2 separate regions of the Homo sapiens genome follow, and region 1 is linked to region 2. A link is a contact called in ENCODE Hi-C data. All regions are on one chromosome and are shown on one strand. The core of a region is the stretch at or near the end of the contact, and the rest is flanking DNA. Distances in the headings are between cores, read along the strand shown.

The links. A loop is a pair of places that touch in the nucleus more often than their neighbours do. Pooled maps may share reads with other maps.
Region 1: a pooled map shows a loop between it and region 2 (7-fold over the local background). The contact joins the promoter of DRG1 here to the promoter of SLC35E4 in region 2. A Hi-C loop is called at or near these places in 5 of 50 pooled maps.

Annotation. Positions count from the first base shown.
Region 1 is chr22:31,398,172-31,400,915 of GRCh38, forward strand. It overlaps DRG1 (developmentally regulated GTP binding protein 1), which reads left to right and starts at 1,433. Exons shown (of 9, transcript NM_004147.4): 1 at 1,433-1,554; 2 at 2,449-2,572. The coding sequence starts at 1,513. RefSeq lists a silencer at 1,093-1,372 and enhancers at 1,460-2,365, 1,493-1,542.
Region 2 is chr22:30,634,287-30,637,141 of GRCh38, forward strand. SLC35E4 (solute carrier family 35 member E4) reads left to right here and starts at 1,495. Exons shown (of 2, transcript NM_001001479.4): 1 at 1,495-2,783. The coding sequence starts at 2,165. RefSeq lists an enhancer at 217-921 and a silencer at 1,253-1,702.

The DNA of each region.
Region 1 (2,744 bases), core at 183-2,682, 760 kb after region 2:
TCCCTCCTCCATTGCTAATAGTGTGGGATCTAATTACCTCATCATCCCTTAATTTATTTATGAAAAAGGCTGAGGTTAAAGAAAAGAAAGAAGAAACTCTCTTTGGCCCTTTGGGGACCTTCTGTAAAAGCTTTCCCTTCTGTTTCTCCCTCTTTATGCACAAGAAAACCTCCCTTTTTTGTCTCTGGGAAGTTAGAATAGTTCTTGTTTACAAATTTAACTAAATTAAACTTCCCTCCCAGGGCTGGGTGGAGGCCAGCCCTGTGGGTTAAGCCTGGCCTGTCGACTGTGGGTTAAGCCTGGCCTGTCGACTCCCGCTGGAATAATCAATCTATCAAAACAACCCATTGATCCTGAGGCAAACCGCTTTCAAAACCACCACATAGTTCCTGGACGTCCTGGCTTCCTCATGACACTTGGGGAAGAGGAGTCTTTTGAAATTTTAAATTTTATTATTACACAAGTAATACATGGATACATTCGTCTTGTAAAAATTTAACTTCAAAATTCTGTGGAATAAAATGTGAAAGGCCTTTTCTTTGCATCCCATCCCACAGTTAAGAGCTTCTGATGTATTTTTCTGTTTAGGCCTTTAAACTGCACGTTCATACACGTACACCTATATAAATGTACATTTAATTTTAAAAATAACATAAATGGTATCACTACGTAGGTGCCCTTCTGCTAGTTGTTTTCCCATTTAACATGTCCTGGGTAGCCAGTCAGACCACAGATCTACGTTTTAACGGCTGTAATCATATTTCAAAAACAGGATAGAGGCATTATTCATTTATCCATTTTCCTACTGATGGGTGTTAATATAGATTTCAATTTTTTGGTATTACAAACTATGTTGCAAGCAGCAGTTCTCTGGGAATTATCCATTCAAGTATGCACTTATTTTGGGCTCCCCATGTGCTCTACTCGGGGTTCGGAGTAAACAAAACCGACCTAAAAATAATTTTGAATGATAGAAAGGGGGCATTTTCTTTATCCAAGGGGGTGAGGCAGGCTGAAGATGGGTCTCTACTCCCTCCAAGACCATGGAGGGCGTCGGGGTGTCACCCCAGCTGTGAAAAAGGGACCCAGGACCCGCAGATGCTGGCGAGGAACAGGGGTGCGGAGCATGAGTCGGCTTTGCACCACGCCCTGGGGTCTCCAGCACTGAAGCGTTCAGTACCATGCAGAGCAGCTGGGAGCGGGTCCCGCTGGGCGGGGCCGAGCTGCGCGCGACCCTCGGCGCGCTCGGGGAGGCCCAGACAGGGGTGGCCTCTCTGGCCTCCGCTCCCGCGGGCTCTATGACACCGCACTGGCTCGCGGGACGGGGCGGGGTCGGGTGAGGGGGAGGAGACAGCCCCACGCTTTGCGACTCGCGGTGACCCCTACGCGGAACTCTCTCGCGGTAATTCGAAGTACCGCGCCTGCGTGCTGCAGTAGCGCCTGGTGGCGGTGGCAGTTTGCCCGCGGGTGTGTGAAGGGAGACAGTGTGGAGGCCACAGGGTACTCGCCACGATGAGCAGCACCTTAGCTAAGATCGCGGAGATAGAAGCAGAGGTAATGGACGCAGCTGGCGGTTCACTCTTAGTCTGAGCATTCCTTCTTTGGTGGCGTCGCTCCTTCCTGTTCTCCTTTGAGCCGCGTCAGGACCGGGCCTAGATTCCGCGACTTCTCTCAGCGAGGCCCGTGTTCCGACTGCCCTCTGCCACGATTAGGAGTCCCCGACTCTCCTCAGTCAGGGCCCCCTTTCCCCTCGTCCCGCGTCTACGCTCTCGGACTCCCCTTTGCCCGGGCCCGCGTTCCGCACCCCTGCACCTTAGGCCCTTAGTCCGTTCCCCCTCCCAGTGTTTGGCTCCTGTTCTGATGTTGTTTCTTTCCGTTTTGCTCTGAGAAACACTGAATCCTGTCCCTTATTCCATCTCTGACTTGGTCAGATAGTTCAGGATCTTTCCTCATCATCCTTCGCTGCGTCCCCCTTATTCCCCCTTTTCCCAGTGTCTACCCTAATGACCCCCTGATTCAGAGTATTTGCTCCCGGTAATCGGATCTGGAAGTAAAATGACATCTGTGTGGGAGCAGTTTATTCCGCCTGGATAGTGTGTGATTCCATTGCGTGCGGCCCTGAGAGCGCTTTACAATTAGGAAAGTGGTGTCCCAGTGTTAGATGGATCCAAACAGCTGCAAATAGTAGAAAAGGAACCCGCAGACGGGTTTCAGTCTAGTCTGGGGGCACTAATTGGAATGACCTTAATCGTCTTTCCTCTTTGGGCTTTGCTTTGCTTTGTAGTGAGGGAAATGAGCTGGATGGAGGAGATAATGGACTTTTACTCTTTTAAAGCCTGTAAACTGGGTGTGCTAACATTAGTAGGACTTGGGGAAAAAAATTATCCTCTCAAAGCTGGGGGAAGCGTTCACTGCTTCTAATTTATGGCTGTGATTCCTCCCTTTTAGATGGCTCGGACTCAAAAGAACAAGGCCACAGCACACCACTTAGGGCTGCTTAAGGCTCGTCTTGCTAAGCTTCGTCGAGAACTCATTACTCCAAAGGGTGGTGGTGGTGGAGGTCCAGGAGAAGGTTTGTGTTCTTCTTCAATATATATATTTTTAGGTATAATTTTTGTCAAAATAGTACATACATGTGGTTTAAAAATAACTAAAGATGGCCCAGTGCAGTGGCTCAACGCCTGCAATCCTAGCATGCTGGGAGGCTGAGATAGGAGGATCACTTGAGGCCAGGAGTTCAAGAC
Region 2 (2,855 bases), core at 245-2,744:
TGGCTTAGTTTCCTTTCCACAACCCTTTCTGGAGAAACACTAAATGCCACCATTTTTTGGTCCTTGGCCTGGAAATTTCCCTATCTGCACCCCCTGCGCTGTAGCTTAGGCTATTCAGCAGAGATCTGCAGGCTCCAGCGGGCGTCGGACTTACAGAGGCAAATGTGACCATGTAAATTCCCAGGCCCACCCGTGACAGAGAGCCTCTGATTCAGCAGGCCTCCTTTGAGGCTGGGGATTTTAAACCCGCGTCCTGTGATTGGGATGGGGATTGAGGGCTATATTCAGCGCCTGGCCACCAGAGGGCGCAGCGGGCTGGGTTCAGCGGTACCCCTTTGAGATCTTGTGTCTCAAGACAGGTTGCTGTCATCAAGGATTTGCTGGTTAGACAACAGGCAAGGGGTGAGCTGGGTCCTCTTGGGCAGGAGCCTAGTAGGAAGACCGACAACAGGAAAGAGGCTCACATCTGATACTGGGCACATGGCTGGGCCTTGGTCCTCGTGCTCCCGGACTTCAGAGCTCAGAGGGGCCAGGGCCTGGCCTAGCCTGGAATCTGGATGGACCTCTTCTGCCCTGGGGCGCGCCGTTTACCCAATCCTGACCTCAGAGAGCGTCTGTCGTTCTGGTGGGAAAACCGAGACCCAGACAGGAACAAGGGCTCAGTGGCAACCGCTCTGCCTCCCAGCCCAGGGCTCTGTCTTGCCGGGGCTGGGGCACAGGGTGGACCCCAGGAAGTTCTGCTATGAGTCAGCTTCGAGTGCTCAGGGGACCGGACAGAGGCTGCTGGCCGGGGAAGGATGCCGGCCGGCGGTACCTACTTCCGCAGCTGTGGGTATCCCTGCCTGGTGATTCAGCTTCCCTCTGAGGGTCCCCAGGGGGCGCCGCCCTGGACTGGGAGGCTGGGGAGGATGCTGGGGCTACGGAGGGGCGATGGAGGTGCCTTAAGGGACCCCGTAATCCAGCTCTGCTGGATGCTGAGGTCCCACGAGATAATTGTGGCCAGAGATCAGGTGGGCGTAAGACTGGTCCTAGGATGGGGGCTGTGGGCCCCTCCTCACTACCCTGCTTCTTGAAGATAGCCTGGGCGGCTGTGCGGGATACCCCAGTGTCTCCAGCAATGCGCGTTCATCTCCATGGAGGGCTCGCCTTGGCGCTGGGTGGGGAGCGACTTGGTCCCCCCTGGCGGCGAAGAGAGGCTGACCACGCCAGCTCGTGGGGGGGTCTACTGGGCAGATGCGCAGGCCCCGGGCGGAGGAGGGCTGATGGGGGAAATGCCAGGCCGATGGGGGAGGGGCTGTGAGCGGGAGGCGTTGGGGCGGGGCAAGACCGCCCTCCCGGTCCGGGGGCGGGGCTTGGCCTGGGGCGGGGCTTGGCTGGGGTGCTCAGCCCAATTTTCCGTGTAGGGAGCGGGCGGCGGCGGGGGAGGCAGAGGCGGAGGCGGAGTCAAGAGCGCACCGCCGCGCCCGCCGTGCCGGGCCTGAGCTGGAGCCGGGCGTGAGTCGCAGCAGGAGCCGCAGCCGGAGTCACAGCCGCAGCCAGAGCCGCAGCCAAAGCCTCAGAGAGCAGGAGTTGGAGCGCAGGCCCTGCTGGATCCGCGCCTAGCTCGCCGCCAGGCACCGGCCGGAGGACGGGCCGTGGTGTCAGCTCACTGCCCGGGCGCTGTGGGAGGCAGCGAGCCCGCGACCCCCCGGGCCGGGCACCGCCAGGCGCGGAGCCCAGATCGCCCCCCTGCCAGGCCTGGTCACGGCCAGAGCACGCAGGAGTTCCCAGGGTCTGGATCTGCGCGCACCCTAATGACCTGGGGACTGAAGAGAAAAAAGGAACGAGGATTTCATCTAAAAGCATAACGTGGGCACTAGGCGAGGAGGAAAGTGGAGACCACCTGGCACGGGGCAGAGGTGCCTGGAGCCCACGCTTGAGCATCGGAGACCCTGGCATCCTAGCAGCCGCGACCTTGGCTCTGCCCTGTCTGAGCTGGAAACACAGCTTAGCTTCTAGACATCGCTGGCACAGGCCTGGCACAAGTAAGCAGTGTCCTCACCTGTCTGAAACGGGACACGGGGTCGGAGGAACCAGGATCTAGCCTGGCCCCAAGCGGAACTCTCTGGTGGCCCAGAGGTCGTCACTGGGGAGCCCGCCTCCTGCCCTAGCCTCACTGGTGCGGATGTGCCGCTGCCCGCCGGAGCACCATGATGGCAGGATGACCTCAGCCGAAGTAGGAGCAGCAGCTGGTGGTGCTCAGGCGGCTGGGCCCCCCGAGTGGCCCCCTGGCAGCCCTCAGGCCCTCCGGCAGCCTGGCCGGGCCCGAGTGGCCATGGCAGCACTGGTGTGGCTGCTGGCGGGAGCCAGCATGTCAAGCCTCAACAAGTGGATCTTCACAGTGCACGGCTTTGGGCGGCCCCTGCTGCTGTCGGCCCTGCACATGCTGGTGGCAGCCCTGGCATGCCACCGGGGGGCACGGCGCCCCATGCCAGGCGGCACTCGCTGCCGAGTCCTACTGCTCAGTCTCACCTTTGGCACGTCCATGGCCTGCGGCAACGTGGGCCTAAGGGCTGTGCCCCTGGACCTGGCACAACTGGTTACTACCACCACACCTCTGTTCACCCTGGCCCTGTCGGCGCTGCTGCTGGGCCGCCGCCACCACCCACTTCAGTTGGCCGCCATGGGTCCGCTCTGCCTGGGGGCCGCCTGCAGCCTGGCTGGAGAGTTCCGGACACCCCCTACCGGCTGTGGCTTCCTGCTCGCAGCCACCTGCCTCCGCGGACTCAAGTCGGTTCAGCAAAGTAAGTGCCTGGGTGGCCAATTGAGAAGGTGGGGGTCCGGGTGGGTGCATGGCCTGGATGGCCCTGTGAGGG